2 separate regions of the Homo sapiens genome follow, and region 2 is linked to region 1. A link is an interaction called in ENCODE POLR2A ChIA-PET data of the cell type or tissue named here. Cell type or tissue: IMR-90. All regions are shown on one strand. Each heading gives the region's core, and the rest is flanking DNA. Links, peaks and the distances in the headings are about the cores only. Region 1 overlaps SEMA5A (semaphorin 5A). Region 2 holds the start of LOC124900940.

Region 1 (11,427 bases), core at 4,849-8,848:
GATTAGATACAACTAAGTTTATCCATTGCTCATGAAAATACCATTTTATAATCCTAGAAAGGAAATTTTCTAAAATAAAGTTTAAGAAATACATAAAATAGTTGACTCTAACTCCACTGAAAACATACAGAATTTTTATAGATAAAAATAATATTCTTCATCACCATCATCATCATCTGTCATTATAATTGCTACATGCCAGGTATTGTTTAAAGTGCTTCTTAGGGAATGAGTGAGGAATTCCTCCCAATAATCCAATGAAGTAGTATTGTTGTTAGTGTAACCAACTTATAGATGTAGAAATTGGAGCAAAGAAGCGAGATGGTCCAGGTTGTAGGAAGGTTGCCAGCCTCAAAGCCAGACATTTATAATGGTGGCCTGCTTGTTTCCCCCACTACACTGTGTGGCCTCATCTAATATTTGATAAGTAATTGAAAAGGTTAAGGACTGTAGTTTTCATAAGATTAACTTAAACACCAATGAGCTTATAGAAGTTTGTTGTATCTAGCTAAATATGACCTATATGAGATTCGATAAAGTGAATGGTTCTAACTAAAAACCGAAAACAGTTAAGCACTTATTGAGATAATCCCTGGTGGCTTCAGACTGTGCATGTAACTGAGGGTCCAGAAGAATGCAAGAAACCTTGGGAAAGCCCCAGATATCTAGATGCATCTGAGAAGTGATGCCCATCTTTCTCCTTTTTTTTCACTTTCTCCTCCAAAGGCAATGCATACAGTTGTGCAGGTTGTGCACTGCAGAATTCCAAAGGGAGTATTAAACATTATGGAGATGTGAGTAGCACTTCTGAAAAAGGGCAGCACATCCTGGCTGCCACCCTAGCCCTGAACTGAGTGCATAAAAACTCAGTGTGTTCTTCAAAGCCTCCGAGACATGTAGGATCCCAACCATTATTTTGGACTATTTTCTTCATCATGGGAATAGGAGCTGAGAGTGAAAATTCTGGCATCATAGCTTGGCCCCTGTTTAAAGTAGATTTTGAGACAAGACAGGGGTTTAGGGCAGGTGGTTTTTTATATGTCGACAGCAGCAGGTGGAGAGGATGACAGGGTGAGGCAGGAAAGAGGGAAAAGCTCCTATTAGGGTTTGTCACCAAGGTCACTGCTAAGGGCAGCAGAACTGATTTTCTGAGAAGCCTGTAAATGCCTCTCGGGAGTGTGTCACCTTCCCAGCTACCATTGGTTGAGGATGCACCCAGGCTGCACTTTCACTAACCCAGCAGTCTCCTGGGGCTTCAGAGAAGACTCCCAACATGGAAAGCCACAGGAAGGGAAGTGTGTGCCCCAGGTGGATGTGTCTGGCAAAGAACTGACCACCATTTTGCCCGCAGCTGGGACCACAGGAGGCTGAGGGGCTGTGCGGCCCCAAAAGCACATCTACACCTGGCTTTGTGAAAACAAATCCTGACCATAGTAGAATGGACCAATAAGAACAGGATTTCTGAGGCTGCAGTCCAATAATTGGGGTTAAACACAATCTGGAGCCCTCCTGCCTTACAGGTCCCATGGACTGGTGAGAACTTCCCAGTCATCGCATAGCCATGGATACCCATTATTAGGCCAGATGGCACTCCACTTTCTGCCAGGCATATTTATTTAGCACACGGCTTCTCCATTGTGTGGACCAATTCTTGCCTGGGACACATGAAAGAAAAGTCATTTTTCTGGAAAGGTTCTCTCTTCTCCATAGAGAGAGATACAGGACAGGAAGGCCCTTTCTTTCTCTGCACACAGAGTGTCGAGAGTGAAGCTGGAGCTGCTGCCCACTAGCTGGCAGCCTTGAGAGTAGCTAGGTCAGGGAGGAGGAGGACAGGAGCAAAGCAGGGAGACAGAGCTAAGGACACCAAGGGGCTCATCTCCCCAAAATCCACCTTGTTGGGCACAGCCTGATGTGTGAAATCAAAAGCTCTGGTGGCTTCAGCTAGTCTGAGTCAAAATCATTCTAACTGCTTTGTATTTCCCCTCCCCTTTGTGGAAGCTACCCTTCAAATACCGTTCAGTAGCTGATGGGGAAAGACATGTCCCTCCTTAATAATTGCTGTATCTGATGGAGATGATCTAGGATTTTCAAGTGACCCATTTCCATGAAAGCTAAAGACATGACCTTGACCTTTATGAAGAAGGTTGCAACCTGAACTCTTCCATTGCATTGTGGTTGTAAAATCCATTCACTTATATTTCCCAATATTCTTCCGTAAAGGGAATAATTGATCTCCCTTGCTGAAACTGGATATTATATCTTCACAAACACTGGAATGCAAAGTTTGTTTTCTTTTTTTTAATAAAATATCTCAGTGAAGAGCTTGCAAATATGAAAGATTGTCAAAGTGAAAATGCCACATGTTGTTAAAGGATGCTTAAGCTTTTTGAGAAAGTTAATATCAGTACACAAAATTGAGTGGTACAGCAGATGGCCACAAAAGTATAAGTTTTCTAAAATTTGGCACTGAAAGTTTCGCAATCAAGCTTAAGAATGATGTATGGCACAGATGGAGAGAAAAGAAAAATGATGGATTATAGGAATTAATCCATCAAGAGTCTGCCTCTAGGACATATAAATAATCATCTACAATCTCTGGAAATTGCAATTGGTATGGAGATCTGGAATATTTCACAAAAATGTTTTATTTATAATGTTGGAAGACTCTGTTGTACATTTCTATAGTTTTTAAAAATTTTTTATGCCTACAATAATTCAAATACAGTGATTGCAAAGTTAATTGAAAGAAGTTTTCATGAAGAGATTTCCTACTGTAAAAGTGACTTAAATTGTACACACACACACATTTTTCCTTTATAACTTTCCAATAAATTCCATGATAAAGATTATTCAATACTTGATATTAAAATACCTAGAACTTATATGTGGAGACACAATAATAGTATTTCAATTGTAATAATTTCTACTAAATGGCCACAATTTAAAAAATATTTTATAGGCCTACACGAGTAGGCAGTACATGCAGAACAAACAGATTCTGTTAAAGGCATAGCAAATGCTCAGTCAGATGGAACCCATGTCTCTGGTTTTTTAAATGTCAGATTTTTTAACTGTTAAAAATGAGTAATTAAGAGTGACTCTCTAGATTTAAAGTCTTAATAGAAGTTTATTTAAAAACAATCAGACAATATTCTTTTCCAAATGCATCTTCCGTCATTGATTGTAGTGCTGCTGACGGATTTGAGCTAATCAATTGATTATCCATAAAGAACACTCACTGGGCTTTTTAGTCAATTAAATGTTCCCTTCAAATTGGACACATGTTTTTGGTCAATTTCTGTAGCTCACCTTGTCTACTTCTGATTCTACCGAGCACTTGCTACTGAAATTAAAAGACAGTAGTCTCCTGGAGTAGTGTTGCTTGTTCATTTTATTTATTTATTTATTTATTTATTTATTTATTTATTTATTGAGACAGAGTCTCACTCTGTTGCCTGGAGTGCAGTGGCATGATCTCAGTTCACTGCAACCTCTGCCTCCCATGTTCAAGTGATTCTTCTGCCTCAGCCTCCCGAGTAACTGGATTACAGGCACTTGATACCACAGTCAGCTAATTTTTATGTTTTTAGTAGAGACGGGGTTTCACCATGTTGGCCAGGCTGGTCTTAAACTCCCGACCTCAAGTGACCCACCTGTTTCAGCCTCCCAAAGTGCTGGGATTATAGCCATGAGCCACCACACTCAGCCCTTATTTTTTAAAAAGAGATTTGGCTATCCAGCCAACTTAAGTGATGTACTGATGTTGTCCCTCTTACCAACAGCCAAGTACTCCCTTTTTGTGTTGTGCAACTTGTAGCATCAAGGCTGGGCTCTTGTATTCATTTGCATCTTTGTATAGCTCATTCTACCTTTTAAAGTCCTATTTCAGTCCATCACCTTGTTGTACAGGCTGGGCCATGGTTCCAGGAGACATTCCATGCCATATGGCACTTGGGCCATGACTGAGTGAGAGTAACACTCTCCCCACCCCAGGATCCCAATCTGAAACCTGTGGGTCTAATTGATATTAGCTCTGCTCATTCAATGTACAGAAAAGGTGGAGATCACCTGAGACATTACCCATTGTAGGTTCCATATTGCAGAGGCCAGCATATTGCCTCTCAGCAGACTCATTTCCAATACCTTTCTAAAATGAAGTAAGTAGAGAATTGAACAAAAAGCTTCAGAGACATACATCTGCTCAAAAGATATTGTCATCTCCTTAATTGACTATGCTGCTTATGGCGTGGTCTTCATTTGGTTTGTTCAGGTTCAAATCCCTGCATACATCATAGTATTAAGAGAGGTTTACCTGAGCTCACACTCTGTACCTAGAATCTGAGCATTTTGGTTTTTTACCCATTTTTATTCCACCATTTATTTAATAAAGAATAAGCTTCTACCCTGTGATGGACTCTGGGGATACCAGTGTAAATAAGGGAAGTGTGGTCTCTACTTAAACCTGGGGCAGTATTACTACTTGTGAGGCTTAAATCAAAATGCTCTGGGTACCTGTCTTTTATTTACATTGTTTTGGTGTGTTGATGCTACTGTTCACAGTATGCTTTTTCCCCCCTCTTTTTAAAGTAAATTTTATCGTGTATATTTAAGATATACAGCATGATGGTAAAAGGTACATATAGTCATATGATTACTATAGTGGAACAAATTAATATATCCACCTTCTCTCATAGTTACTCGTTTTTCCTCTCTATGATGAAAAGTCTACTGTTTTTTCATCATAGAGAGTACCTGTCCTAACAGGCGTAAGGTGACATCTCATAGTGGTTTTGATTTGTGTTTTCCTGATGACCAGTGATGTTGAGCAGCTTTTCATGTACCTTTTGGCTATTTTTATGTCTTTGGAGAAATTTCTTTTCAAGTCCCTTGACATTTCTTAATTGGGTCATATATATTTTTTTTATCATGTTGTATGAGTTCTTTATATACCTTGGATATTAATCCCTTATCTGATGTATACTTTGCAAATATTTTTCCCAACATGTAGGTTGCCATTTCATTTGGAAACAGCTTAAGTGTCCATCAATAGATGAATGGATAAAGAAGCTGTGGGACACACACACACACACACACACACACACACACACACACACAGTGGAATATTATACAGCCTTAAAAATGAGATCCTGTGATTTGTCACAGCATGGATGGATGTGGCACACATTATGCTAAATAAAATAAACCAAACAAAGAAAGAGAAATAGTGCATTATCTCACTTAGATGTGAAATATAAAAAACAAAAGGTCTCATATATGGAGAGAGAAAATAAAACAGTGGTTGTTAGGTTGGCAGGAGAGTGCAGGGGGAATGAGGAGATATAGGTCAAATAACACAAAGTAGCAAATATGTAGAATGAACACCTTGAAAGACCTAACGTATAACATTAGGACTATAGTTAATGATGGTGTGTTGTATTCAGAAATTTGCTACATGAGTACACCTGTTAGGACAGGTACTATAAAAAAGACAGGAGATAACAAGTGCTGGTGAGGGTGTAAAGAATGTAGATTGTACTCTGTTGGTGGAGATGTAGGCCGGTACAGCCAGTATGGAAAACAGTGTGGAGATTCCTTAGAAAATTAAAAATAGAATTACCATAGGACCCTACTAGCCGTCTTCTGGGCATATACCCAAAGGAAATTAAATCACTACCTCGTAAAGCACCTGCTTTCCCATGTTCACTGTAGCATTATTTGCAATACGCAATATAATCTTAATACCAATGTTCAATGAACAAGAATGAGGCATGCTATAGGAACAGTTCACATGTTTATACAAATGCAGCCAGAGACTTTCAAAATATGTTTTGATTGCATTATACTCGTTTGGTTTGCCTCATGGCAAACCATGCTTCCTTTGGTAGAAGTGACAGAAATGCTTAATTATATCAACAATATGTTTTAATTTGTGTTTTGCTTAAGATTTGCAGTTTCCATTTTTAAATTATTTCATCGGAGTGCCTCCAATGGTATTACTGAGCATGTGTCATTTCAGTTGTTAAAACAACTTGCACACATAATAATTTTTGAGGCAACTTGTAATTAAAGAAGAAACAACAGGTGTTGGAGTGTGAAAAATTATTTCAAAACATTGACTATTTTTTATAGATTCCATTGTTTCTTTCTTCCCAAACACTATCCCTTTAGTAATCCTAAAAGTTTTTAAGAACTGGAGCCTAGTTCAGATCTCTTCTACGTGAATGTGAGAAAGGGCACAACAGCGGCTACTATATTTTTATTTTTAATTTTTTTATGATACTTTAAGTTCTGGGGTACATGTGCTGAATGTGCAGGTTTGTTACATAGGTATACACGTGCCATGGTGGTTTGCTGCACCCATCAACCCATCATCTACATTAGGTGTTCCTCCTAATGCTATCCCTTCCCAGCCCCAGACCCCCACCGACAGGCCTCAGTGTGTGATGTTCCCCTCCCCATGTCCATGTGTTCTCACTGTTCAACTCTCACTTATGAGTGAGAACATGTAGTGTTTGGTTTTCTGTTTTTGTGTTAGTTTGTTAATATTTCTAAAGAGGAATACAAGGTTATATTTAGAAGCCTTCAAAATATGTCAATATAAGTAAATAAATAGCTGGTTTTCTCTGTGGCCTGATAGTGTGCCACAGTAACTGTCATTTCTGAACACTTGTCCCTTCATTTCCCTCCATGGCATATTTTTTTTTCAAGATCTATTTGACTTGCAGAATCTCGTGAGGTTCTACTGTGGAAGGAAGAGTTGCAAAGAACACTCTTCACATTCCATGTCACATTCCTACAGTATTTTATAAGCCGTGCTGCATGAGAAAGTAACATCCCACACACTATTATTTGGCATCTTGCTTCTATCATGATGTAAAGTGTTTTCCACATCTGTTTCAGTCTATCCTAATCCCACGAAATTGCCCTATTTGAGATTATTAGAAAGCAATCCTCGAAGGACCTCTAATGTCATTGTGTGAGAAAAATGACAGTGACTGAAAGAAGGACTGTGAAATCTGTCTTATAAAATTATTCGGGCTCCGCACATAAAGTCAGAAGCTCTGGAACAATAAGCCTCTCAAACTCAAAAGAGAGAGATACAAAATGGCAGAGGCAGACAGATGGAATCCAGACATTTAGAGGAGCCTCTGACATTTGCTGGGCAGTTTTCATTATGAAGCTCATTTAATTGGTTTATTTCTCTTATCTTCTTGCAACTGCTAATAGCTTTCAGTAATAAGGCCTTGACGTCTGAAACTGAAGAGGAAGAAAGAAACTCTGCCTGTTACATGCATCATCTTTGATCATTAATTTCTCTAATGCTTGGTGTGATCTCACATGATACTGTTCATTTGAAATAATTTTGCATGTGGAAGAAAAGAAAATTCTCAATGACTTCAATGACTGATTCATGTCTGTGGTACTATACTTTGCAGAATTTTCAGATCTTTCATCTATGTATTTAGTCAATGAAAACATGTTGACTACATACTGTGTGTAAAGAATTGGTGCAAGGGAACCCATGTAGATGGATACAGTAAACTTTCTCAAGGAGCCTCCTTTCTGGCTTAGGAGAAAAAAACATAATTCAAATTGCTAAATAATAACGAAGTAATAAATGCCATCAGAGCAATTATGAGAGAACACTGAGTGGAACATGAGGAGGAGGAAGTGAGGGTCAAGGGCACCAACAGGTGTGGAGGGTCAAGGGCACCAACAGGTGTGGGCAGGACTCGGCCAAGTTAAGAGGAGGAGCTTCCCTGAAAGTCTCTGTGTGCAGGCTGTGAACCCAAGGACATGGGATTCACACCTAACACTGGAAGCACAGTCACTTGTGGGCTACAGGATGTGTACAGGGATGCGGCAAGGGACAGATCTGGAAAGTGAGTAGTCATCATTCCTGAAAGGGCTTGAGTACCAGGCATGGGGGTGCACAGTCATTCGGTTTTTTTTTGTTTTGTTTTTTTGTTTTTTTTTGAGACAGAGTCTCACTCTGTCACCCAGGCTGAATCTCAGTTCACTGCAAGCTCCGCCTCACGAGCTCAACCGATTCTCCTGCCTCAGCCTCCCGAGTAGATGGGACTACAGGCGTGCGCCACCAGGCCCAGCTAACTTTTATATTTTTAGTAGAGACGGGGTTTCACCATATTCGTCAGGCTGGTCTTGAACTCCTGACCTCGTGAGCCACCTGCCTCAGCCTCCCAAAGTGCTGGGATTATAGGCATGAGCTACCACGCCCGGCCATTCAGTTCTTTTAGCTTGCTGTCACAGTTGCATAATTAGACCTGTACCAACTTTCTTGGGTTAAAATTTACACAGTAGAACTCTGTTAATAATTCAAAAAATATGTTACATCATGTTTTAAATTATTTTTTCTTACAGGGAAGAAAGCATGTTGATCTTACTATCTAAAAGAGGGAAGCTATCTGATTGTATATACATACATAATGTTATGGTTTCAGATATATGTATGTAGCCATATTCTCCTTTCCCACAATCATTCTTCAACTTTAGTTACAACTTCCTTCCTTATCACAATTTATTTACCTTAGTAAGTACTCCTAATCTTAAAAAACTCAATTTTAAGTTTAATGTTTCTTCAAAATAAGTTATATAAACTTGGATTTAGTTCAATTTCAGAGAAGAAATTTCCACTACACTATTAGATGAACTAATTTGTTTCAAAGCTTACTAATACTAAAAAATGACATTTTATGATTTTACAATCAGGGACAATATTTTTTTCACTATTGTTTTCTCAACACCTTGCAGAGTGTAGGGTAGTGAATAAATGAACCTAGTTATTTAATGTATGTGTGATTTTTTAAAAAGGTAATGGCAATTTGGGAAAAGAGTGTCACCACCTTTCCAAATGAAGTGATTATTCTTGTGTATTATATTGTTCTTATCTACTCTTGGGTTCATTCTTACTATCTCTTACAATGCAACACATTTTGTGTTCTCATTCAAAGAGATTCTTCACACTAAAATGGAGCTACTCTTAGTCCACATTTAACTTTTCTTTCCATGATATTTGCTTATGAACATCTCATTTCCTGTTCATATTCTTAAATTATTTCAAATTCTTTCTAATTAGCTTTGCAGGGCTGCTCCAAATGGTAAAATGTTAGCACTGAAACTCCGTGTTCCTGCAGTAATAGTGTACAGTCATTAAAATTGGTTTTGATATTAGGTAATACTTGGCAGGGATCTTCCAGGACCTTATCAGGTCCCCACAGGCAAGAATTGATTGAGCACATGCAACTATTATAGAGAGCCTCATTAGAAAAGAAATCTGAATCTCATACTTTAAAATGGTGCGAATTCCAATATTTGAGCTTCCTCCTGTAAATAAAATTGTAAACATAATGGCCTTGAGCCCTTTTGGGGCCATCACCCTGTGCATTCGACAAATACAGTCTTATTTCCCATGCTGCACCTCATGCACATCAACCCCAGTCTAGTCATCTAGTGCAGCTTAGTTGTCTCACAATAAGCCTGGAACAACCATGAGTATGAGGCATCGCTCAGGATGCAGCTGGGTGGAATATGAATCTGGTTGACTTGCTGAGCTTGACCTTAAGGAGCTCTCACTCTGGAATCAGAAAGATCCCAAGACCGAATAATACAGATGCCTGATAGAAAGTATCATAGTTGAAAGCAAGCCACAGGTGTTCAAAGAATGGAAGGATTCAAGCTCATAACTTTAAGCTCCTTGTACATGAGCCAGGCTTCTCTGAAAAAGTCTCATGCCATCATTTGGGTTTTCTTGGGTGGTTACTGAGACTTCAGGAGGTCAGTGCTCAACAGGACTGTCATACAAATGGTGATGCCAAGATGTTTGTTTCAATAAGAGGGGTTGTCATTGGAATTGGCTGAGGCTCTGTTGTTTTCCTAGAATTGTGGTAGTGGCTTGCTTATGGTCCTGAGGGTGCCGCATTATGTCCACTGAGGAGCCCTCATGGTTTATGTGACAGAATACAGGTTGGCCTGTGGGTCTTCAGTAGGGTTGTTGTGTTTTGAACTGCAAATCTCATGAAAACAAATGGGTCTTTTAGCCTGTGTCTTAAACTTGAAATAGAAATAATTCCGACCCATTGTGATTTATGCTGAATTTTGTAAACCACAAATCTAGTGCTTGTAAGGAGATGTACTTCCATGTGTGTGCCTTCCTGAAGAGATTTGGCAGGCTTCTCCTCGGGTGCACATATCTTACACAAACTTCTCAGGACCTACACTGCTCTATCCTTGTCTGGATTGTCATCCTCAGCTCTACAGAGCCCTGTTTTTCTCAGATGTACCCCATGGGTACATCTACAGTATAACAAGATAAATCTGGACAAGGGAAACACCATTTCATTCTGATACAAATCGTTGATTTTTAAAATTCTGACAGTTGGCTTCTATCTTTTACTTCATGTTTTGTGGGGAAAGAAAAGTAATCAATGGACATTGTAAGTTTTTCTAAGTAGACTTGGTTCCTTTTCCCACAACAGAATTTGAAACTTCCATTTGTTGCTTTAGCACTGCTGTTTGTGTAGCAGAGGCCTCTGAGTAGGGGTGACTGTGAGTTTACTGTGAGCTTCTCAGCTTGTGCTTCCTTGGTTTGAGAGGAATCTGAATTAACTCCCAGCCTAAGCACTGAAGGTAAAAATGATAAGCTTTCTACATAACTACTTACAACAGGCCTCCTATTACCAAAGGAGGTTTTACAAGCCTGGCACTTTGCAGACATTTCATTTATATCTCAGTGGAGGACAGATATTTGCTTGGCACAGCTTTACATTATAAATCATGCTCTCGTAACTATCTTAGGGTAAAGTCACTGGTGAACACAAAGTGAGAGGAAGTTGGTGATGCCGGGGCTTTCCTGTGCCCTTCTGTATGAGGGACGAATGGAGACTCTTGGAAAATCGCTTGAGATTCCAAACTCCCCGGTTGCAGGTGCCCTGTCTCTTTGGTTCATCATTGCATCCTCAGGACATTCTCAGTGCCTGGCATAAAGTAGCTGCTCCATGAGTAGTTTCTTAGGCATTGTGTGAAACACATTGGCAGCATTCAGATTAGTGGAGAACTGTCTGTTTCAGGTTTGAGGCCAGCTGCACAGATCAAACAGTTGCACCAGAAGTCCCCCAACCGTCATCATATTTGTAAGGAGACATGCAGAGAAGAGTTCTTTCAACATTTTAAGTTGTATTATCTTTCTCTTCTTTACTTAAACTTTCACGGCATTTTTCAGGGCCACCTTTAGGAGTAGGCAAAGGCATTAGAAGTTAAAGAGCTATCAGCAGATGGAAATGGAAGTTCGTTTTAAAGCGAGGACTTTTGTAGCAGGTTCACCCAAGCTAATATGTCCAGTGCTTGGTTACTGGGTAAATGGAGTTGGGCCTGAGAATTAGAAATAAATGGCATCCAGAGGCATTGCTA
Region 2 (11,427 bases), core at 2,638-6,637, 1.4 Mb before region 1:
TGGGTGGACTTAATACATAATAAATGCACAAGTGAAAATCAAATGGTAGAAAAAAGTTATACAATGAGACACAGGCAGCCTTCCTCCCAACTTCTCCTCCTTGGAGGTTTCTACCAGTTTTTTCTGTGTATCATTCCAGAAACAACGTATGCACTGTGAGCATGCATATGAATATGTGGAGGTATGAGTCTCCCCCACCGCATCTTCACCCAAATGGTCGAATGGCCGTGTGCTGGACCCCACCATGTCTTCATCGAATGGCCGTGTGCTGGATATTTCAAACTTCTTTGTCTAGCACATTCCTTTAGCCTCTCCTGGCTCTTCCATGCTCTGAGCCCAGCATAGCTGACCTGTGTATCATGAGGCTTTCTTCTCTCCAGATTCTGGTTGTGCTCAGCCAGGACAAGACCCTGATGGAAGATCCCAGGATGGAAGACAAATGGAAGGAGGGTATTTATCCCCCAGTCACCTCCCTGGGGGGATGTGGGGGGTGGCTACCCCTGTACTAAAGCCACAGCTCTCACCAAGAGCCCTCTCCTCAGCCCTGCCATCTCTGTGGATCCCCGCAACAGCTTCTCCTGCACTTTCAGGCTGCGGGACATAAAACCCCACCGCAGCCAGCCCAGGGGCCTGCACCCTCCCTTGTGGGCTCCCCTCAGCCCTCCCCATATCTTAGTAAGCAGTCTCCTTGAAACCTTCTTCGAAAACCCTGTTCCAGTATTCCTAACAGGCCGCCCCACCTACACACTTCCCCAATTGAAAATCAAGGACGGATCAGACATGGTGGCTCACGCCTGTCATCCCAGCACTTTGGGAGGCCAAGGCAGGCGGATCACTTGAGGTCAGGAGTTTGTGACCAGCCTGGCCAACATGGTGAAACTCCGTGTCTACTAAAAAAAAAAAAAGTACAAAAAATTAGCCAGCAGTGGTGGCTTGTGCCTGTGGTACCAGCTACTCGGGAAGCTGAGGCAGGAGAATCTCTTGAACCTGGGAGACAGAGGTTGAGGTGAACCAAAATCACACTACTGCACTCCAGCCTGGGCAATGGAGTGAGACTTCATCTCAAAAAAGAAAAAAGAAAAGAAAAGAGAATCAAGGAACAAATTCTCCCACTCATCACTGTCCCCTCCCCAAGAGCCACTTTACTCTTCACCTTTCCTTTGGAGTTGGGCTCCAAGGCTCTGGAGTCGGACTGCCAGGACCCAGTAACAGTCCCTGCCTTTCCACCCGGGGGACTTTGGACAAGGAAGTGTGCCTCCATAACACAGGGGTAATGACAGCAGCCTTCCCTGCCACTGGGATGAGAACTTAATTAGCTGCAAAACCCGTACGTGGCAGGGGGGCCAGCCCTTAGCAGGTGCTGGGTAAATGCATTTTCACCTAAGCCCGAATATTATCCCAACCCAAATGTCCTTCCGGCCCCGAGGCCCCACGGCCAGGGCACTTCATGGATGCTGTGTGGCTCTCCTGATCACGCCCTGCTAATACTTTACGTGAGATTCAAGAATGGGACTGGGGTTTGAGGTGGGACATGTGCCCAGAAAGCCATTCCATATCCCAGGCCAACTGGCTCCAACTCAGCACAGGAAAGCGTGGGATCCCTGCTCCAACCTCGGGGAAAGCATGAAGGTTCCAGGAAACAGTGGACATCAACCCAACCCCACCTATCCAGTTTCTTTCACCTGTGGGGGCTTCTGGCCTTACCAAAAGCCAGAACGGGGAAATGGGACAGATACGGGGAATGCTGTTGGATGGAAGAGTTGAGAGGGACAGGAGTGTGAGGCCAGGTGGGTGGGCCTGGACCCTGGGCAGAAGGAGGACCTGGCTGCCCCTGGCATCTTAGTTCTAGGCCAGTCCCCTCTAAAGGGGGTTAATCCTACTTCTGTCCACTTCATGGGGTCCTGGTGGGGATCCCCTTCAATAACCAGGGGATTGTACAATTGTACAAATTGTACAAAGCAACATAATAGAGTTGGGATTTTCCTTGGAGGACGGGGGACCTGAACACATTTCATTCTTGAGATGCTAAGGCACAAAGCCGCAGGCTGACAAGGGTTTCATCGACCTCTGAGAATGTTTAAGACTTGAAAAAAATTATTGGCTGCAAATTACGGAAATAGCAAAATCAGACTCAATAAATGATTAATTTCTGTGTTCATTCCTCATTAATTGCTAAATTTAGTATACATAAAAATCTCACTACATTTGAAAACGATTTGTAAGTTAGATTCTCTCACACAATGAGAATTCACAAGTATGTTAGTGATTGCCAAGAAATAACAACTAATCGTAAATTCAATGTGTGACTCTTAGCACAATCATTTCAAAAGCAAATCATTGGCCCTGCCCAGCCACCTCAGAACTCCACCATGCTGGGTAAGCACGTATTTCTGGAGTCATCCCTGCTTTCATTCTTTTCCTATACCTCATAAACCAACAGAAGAAATATACTCCACTTTCTTTAGAGATGAAAAATACAGAAGCCAACAAATAAAGTTAGCTTGAAACCAAATAAGCCACTCGTTGCTGCCTGGACAAAGACTTAAGACACATATTTCAATGGGACAGAGCATTCTTTAAGTCATAAGATAAAACCACTGTCCACTCATCTGCATCTTGTAGCTTTTTCAATTCTGCTTCCCACCACCCCCCTCCCCACACTGCAATTAAGGAAAAGCAGGTGTTTTTCAAAGTCACACCGTATGAATGCCAGGAACTTTTTTTTCTTTTTTTGAGACGGGATCTCACTCTATCGCCCAGGCTGGAGTGCAGTGATGCAATCATAGCTCACTGTGGCCTCAACTTCCTGGGCTCAAGCTATCCTCCCACCTTGGCCTCCCAGGTAGCTGGGACCACAGGCGTATGCCACCACTTCCAGCTGATTTTTTTTTTTTTTTTTAATTTTTTTGTAGAGAAAAGGTCTCACTCCATTGCTAGGGCTGGTCTCAAACTCCTGGGCTCAAACAATCCTCCCACCTTGGCCTCCAGAAGTGCTAGGATTAAGGCATGAGCCACAGTGCCAGCAAACGCTCCATCATCTTCAGAGTTTATTTAATTTTTATTTTTTTAAAGAAAGTTGCTCTGTCGCCCAGGCTGGAGTGCAGTGGCACGATCTCGGCTCATTGCAAGCTCCGCCTCCCAGGTTCACGCCATTCTCCTGCCTCAGCCTCCCAAGTAGCTGGGACTACAGGCGCCTGCCACCACGCCCGGCTAATTTTTTGTATTTTTAGTAGAGACGGGGTTTCACCGTGTTAGCCAGGATGGTCTCGATCTCCTGACCTCGTAATCCACCCACCTTGGCCTCCCAAAGTGCTGGGATTAGAGGCGTGAGCCATTGCGCCCAGCCCAAAGTTTATTTTTAAAGTGACTTCAATTGGAAAAATTGTCTTTGACTCTTGAGGTGCTAAATCCAGATGTGGCCTCCTCTCCACGTGATAGCAAATCTCCCATTATTGTACTGGAGCCCCTATCAATCCCGTTAGGGTCCTCAGGCACCTCCTCCCATGTTCATTGCAGCAAGGGAGTTTCTGCTGTTCTCCTCCCAGAGCTACTTTCTTCAAACACACCAGCCACCTGAACAGTTTATTTTATTCAACATCTTGACCAGTTAATGATATTTGCAATAAAGTTTGTAGTTATTAAATAAACCATTTGAGTTACCCCCTAAAGACAAGCAACAATCTGACTGAAAGCCCAACTACCTATGGCTATTTTAACAAGAAATAACTGCAGGCTATGAAGGGGAACATAGATGATTCAGCCTTGTAACAAGAAGAGTCAAAATCAACAGAATAGGGAACGTGTTTTCCTTGATGAGAGGAAGCCCTCTGCCTGAGTATTCTGGGATTAGGAATCCGGTTTATGAGGCACAAACAATCCACTTTTTGCTCACAGAAGCATGGCACATTAATCAGGTGTTAGAGCAAGATATTTAAAGCTCCCCCACTAAATGGCATGGAGAGTGATCCCCCTTTATGTTTTGTTAATTACAAAATTAGCTCATCTTCCACCCATGATGGAGCTCGGCCTCTGGGCACTTGGAGCCCCAATGGTGACAGTCAACCGTGAGGCAGGGACAACCCCTGGGGGCTGGAGCTGAGCCGAGAGTGACCAGGAACCAGACGAAGACCCCCAACTGTGCTGGGGGAGGGACAGGGACAGAGCGTTAAGCAGGAGACTCCGATGTGTGGGTGATCTAAGGGCTGTGCGTCTGAGTCTCATGCTGAGCCGGCCAGTGGCCCAGCACTCAGGGGACGGGACCTGGGTGCCCACCTCCACTCTGCTCCAGACCCAGAGTCCACGCTAAGGAGTGTTCTGAAAACCTTGGGTCTGGCTGGGCAGATGAGTGCTTATCCTCCGAATGAGGCCTTGGCATTTTGGTCACTACTCTGAGACGACACAGGTGTTCAGACGGTGTCATGAAAGGAAAAAAGAAACTTGGGACCCCAGTTCACTCTGCCAGAAGGAAAACAAATGAAGCTGCAAGCTGAGTCATGCAGGAAGCTGCCTTTCCTTTTGCTCCTCAGCACAGAGCTACAGAGAAAAAGTTAAAATCTCCTCAGGTAGCAGCTCTGGGTTCACCTTATCTTGGGTGAAGCGCAGATTTACTGAGCACGAGACCATAAGATACATAACTGACGATTCCCTGTCTGCAACTTTTCCCTTGCAGCCTGTGGATTCAGTAATGACCACATCCTCCCCTCCCGCCTCCAGACCGCTTCTCCCCTTTCAACAGTGAAGCCCTGGAAATCACCCTTGGAGAAAGGCACAGACCACAGACTGCCTCTGTGATCCCGTGGTTTTGTTCTTCCAGGCACGTCCTTAACCTTGGCAAAATAAACTTCGAAGTTGATTGAGATCTGTCTCACATACTTTTTGGTTTTGTGTCAACTAGACAAGGCCAGTTTGTGTTTTGTTTTGTTTTGTTTCTGGTTTTTTTTTTTTTCTATTTACATTTCTTTTTATACCTGTAGAGCCAGTGCATGTTTCTATGGGAAAATCTGTTTGAACTTCAGAGCCCTCACTTGCCAAGTCAGGCTAAAACCATTCTGAGGGCTGGGAGAAGTAATGTGGCGCGGAGGAACTTGAGTCCCCACCAACAAAATTGACAAGGTGAAGTCGGAACCCCCAGCAACTCAGACTGTGATTGTATTTGGAGACAGGATCTTTAAAAGGTAATTAGGTTAACATGAGGTCATTAGCATGGGCCCTAAAACAATATTACCAGTGTTCTAATAAGAAGAGGAAACGAGGACACGGAGAGGCACAAGGGAAGACCATGTGAGGACCCAGGAGGAGGACAGCAACCACAAGCCACGGAGAGAGGCCTCCGGAGAAACCAGCCCTGCCAACACCTTCACCTTGGACTTCTGCTTCCGAAACAGTGAGGAAGTGTTTCTGCTACGTAAGCACTGGGTCTCCGGTGCTTCGTTCTGGCAGCCCTCACCGATTCATACAGAATGCTATTTCTCCTTCTATGACCAAGTCATTCCCAAGAAAACCCACTTTTTGAGACAAAAGCCTTTTCAAGGGACAAAGGCCAGGACTTGTTCACCAGCAGGGACGGGCCTCATCACACCCATGCTGCCGCGCGTCTCCACACTTCATGCTTTTTATTACTGAAACACCACATGCCTTTTTGATTGAGTGAAAAGCTGTTCCTGATTTATGCTTTATACATTCAGATTTTCACGTTGGAGTTTATTTACGGTGATATTCACCTATGCTCGGGCTTACAAAACTCGTCTTCAAATGTCTTTTCTTGAGCCCAGTGATGCTGTGTTGCACGCTGAGCTGGTCAGCATTGGGTGAGATTCTCTTGGTAAACGTGGGCAGCCTCCAGGGTTAGAGGAGGCAGGGGCTTCATTTCCCCTCCCCATCACCTCCCAACAAGATAGTCACAGTGAAAGCACGTCTCATCCCAGATGCTGCCAAATGGACACTTAGCAAGCTGTCCCCAAAGTCGTCATGTAATCTGTCCCTCTAAGTTTTAGAGGGGCCCACACTCGCTCCTTGGGCCCCCCAGACAGGCATTCGCACGAGTTTTCTCCAGGGCCTGAGCCCTGGCCTGGAAGCTAACCTGAAATGTATTCATTGGTATTGGCCTTTTCGAAAACTTTATAAAAGGAAAGCAAATAAAGGATCTTGGATGCTTATTTCCATTCAAGTGGATCACGCTGCTGTCCAGTACATTTCCCCCAGCCACGGACGCTAGGCCAGGCAGCAGGGTCCCTGGGGTCCACCTTTCATAGAAAAGATGCAGCCTCAGCTGCCAATGCCCTTCCCAGGGAGTCTTAGGAGGGGTAGGCAGGGAGCAAAGGGCGAGCCCCTCCACCAGCTTGGAGTCAAGAAGAAGAAAAGCCACTTTGTTTTTTTTTATTTTTAGATGGAGTCTCGCTCTAGTGCAGTGGCGCGATCTCGGCTCACTACAACCTCCGCCTCCCAGATTCAAGAGATTCTCCTGCCTCAGCCTCCTGAGTAGCTGGGATTACAGGTGCCCACCGCCACGCCTGGCTAATTTTTTTATTATTTCTAGTAGAGACGGGGTTTCACCATGTTAGCCAGGCTGCTCTCAAACTACTGACTCAAGTGATCCTCCCACCTTAGCCTCCCAAAGTGCTGGGATTACAGGTGTGAGCCACTGCGCCTGACCAAAAAGCCCCTTTTTTTGTTTGTTCGTTTGTGTTTTTGTTTTTGTTTTTTTTTGAGACGGAGTCTCGCTCTGTCGCCCAGGCTGGAGTGCAGTGGCGCGATCTCGGCTCACTGCAAGCTCTGCCTCCCAGGTTCACACCATTCTCCTGCCTCAGCCTCCCAAGTAGCTGGGACTACAGCACCCGCTACCACGCCTGGCTAATTTTTTTGTATTTTTAGTAGAGACGGGGTTTCACCGTGTTAGCCAGAATGGTCTCGATCTCCCGACCTCGTAATCCACCCGCCTCGGCCTCTCAAAGCACTGGGATTACAGGCGTGAGCCAACGCGCCCGGCCCAAAAAGCCACTTTTCAAACTGCCCAGCCCCACTTCTGACTCTGCAGTCTCCAAATAGATTATTTTCTTAAAAGAGATCATTTTACTGTTATCAACTTCTTACACTTAAGGTCCCTAAAAGACACAGTGAAAAGCAATCATGAATCAGGCCCCACGAAGCAGTCACACTAAATTCCCATTTAGAGAAACACTCACACTACAGAGGTGTGTGATTCAGGGTAAGTTGTATTTGGTGCCAGAATTTTAAAGAGCACTATTTTGACATTAAAATGTATTCTTCTCTGTATTAATGGCCTACATCTTCAGAGTTTTCAATGCTTTCTAAAAGTTTCCTCTTTGGAAAGAAGAAATCTGAAAGACCTATCATGCCGTTCTTCCTGGCGTCTCTAAATTGGAAACAGATAAAGATATTTATTGGTAATTTCTCATCATATACTTAGTAACATTTTTATAAAATGCGATATAATTTAAAAGGTCTACTTTTAAAAACTATTTATGGTTGCTCATCAGTAATTCTTACTTCCAAAAATAAAGCATTCTATTTTCTTGTGCAAAGTGCACCAAAACGTATAATAAATGTAGCTTTATTTCTAGGTGAAAAGATGGGTGCTATATGCATAGGTTTTTCTTTTTTGATGACTTGTGATCTCAGGAAAGTGGTGGGAGAAGTGGCTGCTGCACAGGGTCCCAGTTCTTTGGAGGCTTGGGACATGGATTTGGAATGAGATGGAACCACCCATGTCCCAGGTGGCTCTGTCAGGCGGAGTAGCCGCATCAGAGAGCACAAAAGAAGAGAAGAGGTGCGCGGATCGGGCAGGAGAAGGGGCCCAGCATGACCCGGATGGCGGTGCAGAAGCAGAGGCTGTGGGCACCAGGAGGAGAGCTGGGGACAAAGTACTGTGTCGTCCATGTGACTGCAGACACCAGCCAGGATGGTGTCAAGAATAAGGCGGACAGAAGGGATGGCTTGGGAGCTGCGGTCTTCCACGAGGACAGGAGGGTTGGAGTGACAGTGGATGACAGAGGAAGGAGGAAAAAGAGGGACCATGGAGTCCAGAGGCTCAGCCCATGGTGGGCAGAGGGGATGTGAGTTTGAAGGAAGGAGAGGAAACGATGTGGAAGGGACAAGGAGACGAGGACGGCTGGGACAGGTGGGGCAGGGCACAGAACGCAGGCTCCACTGGCACAGGAAGGGAGGCGGAGGCTGGCGGATCACTTGAGCGCCAGCTCCTGGTGCTGTGGCCTGCATCCTAGGTGGCATCATGGCCGGTTGGAAAGGGTGGGAGGAGGGGACAAGACTCTGGGTGGTGATGACAGGCCAGGGGGCTTCTCAGGAGGCTGAGGCGAGCAGGGGTGTGTGCTGTGCCAGAAGGCGGCCCTGGGACCAGCCCCCATTGGTCCCTATCCCTGGCTTACTGTCCTCTTGGCACTGAACATGACCTACTGTCTTAAAATCTGCTTGTCTGATGTCTGTCTGCTCCACAGGGCAAAACTCCAGGGGTCAGGGCGTGACCTGTTCACTGACTACATCCCCGGCACCTGCGCCAATGCCTGGCACAGAGCAGGTGCTCAATAAACTGTACTGTGGGCAATTCGAGATGAGAGGTGTGGGGCTCAGGGACAAACCATAACCAGCACTTGGGGGGCAGTGGTCCCAAGGGGAAGTGCCGGGAAGACCTCAGGGACCCCATCTCCCTTGGGGCTGGAGCCTGGAGGACCTGGGCCCTTTCCTGCCCTTGCACCTAGAAGGCCCTTTCTTGCTGTTAACCAGGCTTACTCTGCAGCACCACAGCTCCCCGGACCCTGCGGTTGTCACCACCACCTCTGCCCACCCCACCAGCCCTGGGCTGCTCTCTCTGCCTCCCCATAGGTAGTGCAGGGTGCAGAGTCAGCACCCAATGATGGTTTAGGGAATGAACAAATGAGAACTTCCGCAGGACCCAAGAGCTTTGTTCCTTTTTACTCTGCATCTTGTCTTTAAAGGGAGGATTCATTAATCTTGTTTAAAAATGTTACAGGTGATCAGAACACTGGACAATATATTCCAACGTTAGCTCCAAGTCATGCTTCAGAGCAGAACCAGCCTTACATCACATGCAGCCTGGTGCAAATACAACATAACATGCAATGTGTCGGGGTCATATAGCAAGTTCATCAGAGTGAGAATTGCGTGGCTGATGTCAATGACATCCTCAAGTTTCTGCAAATGATCCTGCATCCGTGGCACTACTGTCAGGAGGTCCACCAGCAGTAATCCATGTCTACGTTTCATTGTGGAGAAATGAATTCTATCTCACTTTTTAAGTTATTATTATTATTATTATTATTATTGTTGTTATTATTTGAGACGGAGTCTCGATCTTGTTGCTCAGGCTGAAGTGGAATGGCACAATCTCGGGTCACTGTAACCTCTGCCCCCCCAGGGCTCAAGAGATTCTCTTGCCTCAGCCTCCTGAGTAGCTGGGATTACAGGCACCCACCACCACACCTGGTTATTTTTTTAGTAGAGATGGAGTTTTGCCATATTGGCCAGGCTGGTCTCGAACTCCTGATCTCAAGTGATCCACCTGCCTCGGACTCCCAAAGTGCTGGGATTACAGGCGTGAGGCACCGTGCCCAGCCTCTATCTCACTTTTTAACATGCTACAATTTAGTACCACCTGACATGCTGTACATAGGAATCAGGATAGATCTGGGATAAATGAGTCTTAATGACAAGATACATTCTCTCCCTCTAAAGTCTAAAAAAACCTGAGCCTCAGCCCACATGGGTGGGAGCCACGGGAGAGGTCGGGCTCCCTTCTGAGGTGCTGCTTGCTTTCGCTGATGGCCTTTGATCTGCGGCTCCACTTACACACACCCTGAATACTATCAGGTGTGCCTAAACCTTCTGCCAAACACGGGATTCGTTGGGACAAAGTTATTGCAGACAAGGGATGTGATATTGTGAAATATATATTTGGTCTTCAACCCCCGCTCCTGGCATACAAGTAAAATCTGTGGAATCTCCAAAGTGAGTTCTTTCTTTATGCTTGTGATTGGCTGATGGCCCAGGTAGCTTCAGGATGGGGCTGGTCACTGGAGAGCCCAAGGCAGGATTAGAGGGGTGGGACTTTCAGCCCAGCCCAACCTTGGAGGTGGGGAGAGGGGCTGATGGCTTAGGTGATCACTATTGGCCAATGATTTAATCAATCACAAAGCTTCCAGGAAAAAGAAACCCTAAAAGGACAGGGCTTAGAAAGTTTCCCGGAAGCTAAACACATCGAGACCAACAGGAAGGTGAACAAGAGCTCATTTGCGGGCAGGGAGGGGATGTACCTCAACTCCATGGGGGCAAAAGCCCCCATGCTCCAGACCCTTCCAGACCTTGCCCTTTGTCTGTCTTCCTCTGACTGTTGGTAGCCTTTAAAATATCCTTTGTAATCAAATAGTAAACATGAGTGTTTCCCTGAGTTCTGTGAACCATTCTAGCAAATTAATTGACCCAAGGAGGGGTTGTGGGAACCCTGATTTAGAGCCAGTCGGTCAGAAGCACAGGCAAAATAACCTGGGGCTTGCAACTAGCATCAGAAATGGGGCAGGGTGGGGGCAGTCTTGGGGACTGAACCCTCAACCTGTGGGATCTCAGGCTATCTCCAGGTAGACAGGGTAGAGACGGAATGAGAATGCACAGCTGGTGTCTGCTGCAGGACCACTTGCTTGCTTTTTGGTGAGGAAAAACCTCCACACATTTGATCATAGCAGTCTTCTGTGTTGATTATTGTTGTGGTGAGAGAGCAAAGGAAAAACTGAGTTTTTCCCTACAAGGGGGAAGTGAAACAGGAAATTCTCCCATGGTCAACATACCTGAATCCTAGAGAGGGTGCATACTTACATATTTTCCTTTAGAGAGGCAAGGTAGGATTCCGTCTCCAAGGGAGACACATCTGAGTCTAATCTGGCCAAGTAGCGGTAAACGTAGGAAAACGTCTTGAAGGGGATGCGAGCGGGCCCGCCCTCCGGATCGTCCGTGAGGATCTCGCACAGGTGCTTCAGCGCAGTGTTCAAGGACTGGGAGCACCACAGCCAGGTGGGGAGAAAAACAGTTACTCCTGGCATCACTCACATTGAAAGCAGGCATCAGCAGAATCAACACTCTAGCATATTTGACAGAAATTCTCCAAAAAGTATGTGCTCCATCTGAACTGAGAACTAGGTGAATGTACAATTGCCATAATGAAAAATGAAAAGGAAAGGTTCGAATGGGGTGCAATTGACCAGGAAAAAATTCTAATTCACAGATCTTATTTTCTATTAAAATAGAAATGACTGTTACAGACAAAAGGAAGCATCAATGTCTTGAAAACCAACTTCCTAAGCTAATGCAGAACTGTGCAGCCCCATCTGGCCCGGAGACACACCCGGGGACGTGCCCAGGGGCTGAATGAACTCTGCCACCAGC

What was found. ChIA-PET counts read pairs that join two places held together with the same protein. Peaks named below come from ENCODE experiments on the same cell type or tissue, not always from the same donor. Only the 100,000 strongest peaks of a DNase experiment are listed, where the experiment ranks them.
Region 2: POLR2A ChIA-PET joins it to region 1 with 7 read pairs; 1 of 35 experiments calls an interaction of 5 or more read pairs at or near these places.

Annotation. Positions count from the first base shown.
Region 1 is chr5:9,090,243-9,101,669 of GRCh38, reverse strand. The region is part of intron 16 of SEMA5A (semaphorin 5A); the gene reads left to right. Among named protein-coding and RNA genes, the nearest start is that of MIR4636, 42 kb to the right of the region's middle. In IMR-90, for the core only: no CTCF peak of the experiment used is centred there; a DNase peak (open chromatin) is centred at 6,809.
Region 2 is chr5:10,460,793-10,472,219 of GRCh38, reverse strand. ROPN1L (rhophilin associated tail protein 1 like) reads right to left here. Exons shown (of 5, transcript NM_031916.5): 4 at 10,861-11,036; 5 at 7,194-7,372. The coding sequence ends at 7,273. LOC124900940 reads right to left here and starts at 10,854. Exons shown (of 1, transcript XM_047417967.1): 1 at 7,379-10,854. The coding sequence starts at 8,250. The coding sequence ends at 7,525. In IMR-90, for the core only: no CTCF peak of the experiment used is centred there; a DNase peak (open chromatin) is centred at 4,709; H3K27ac peaks cover 244 bases.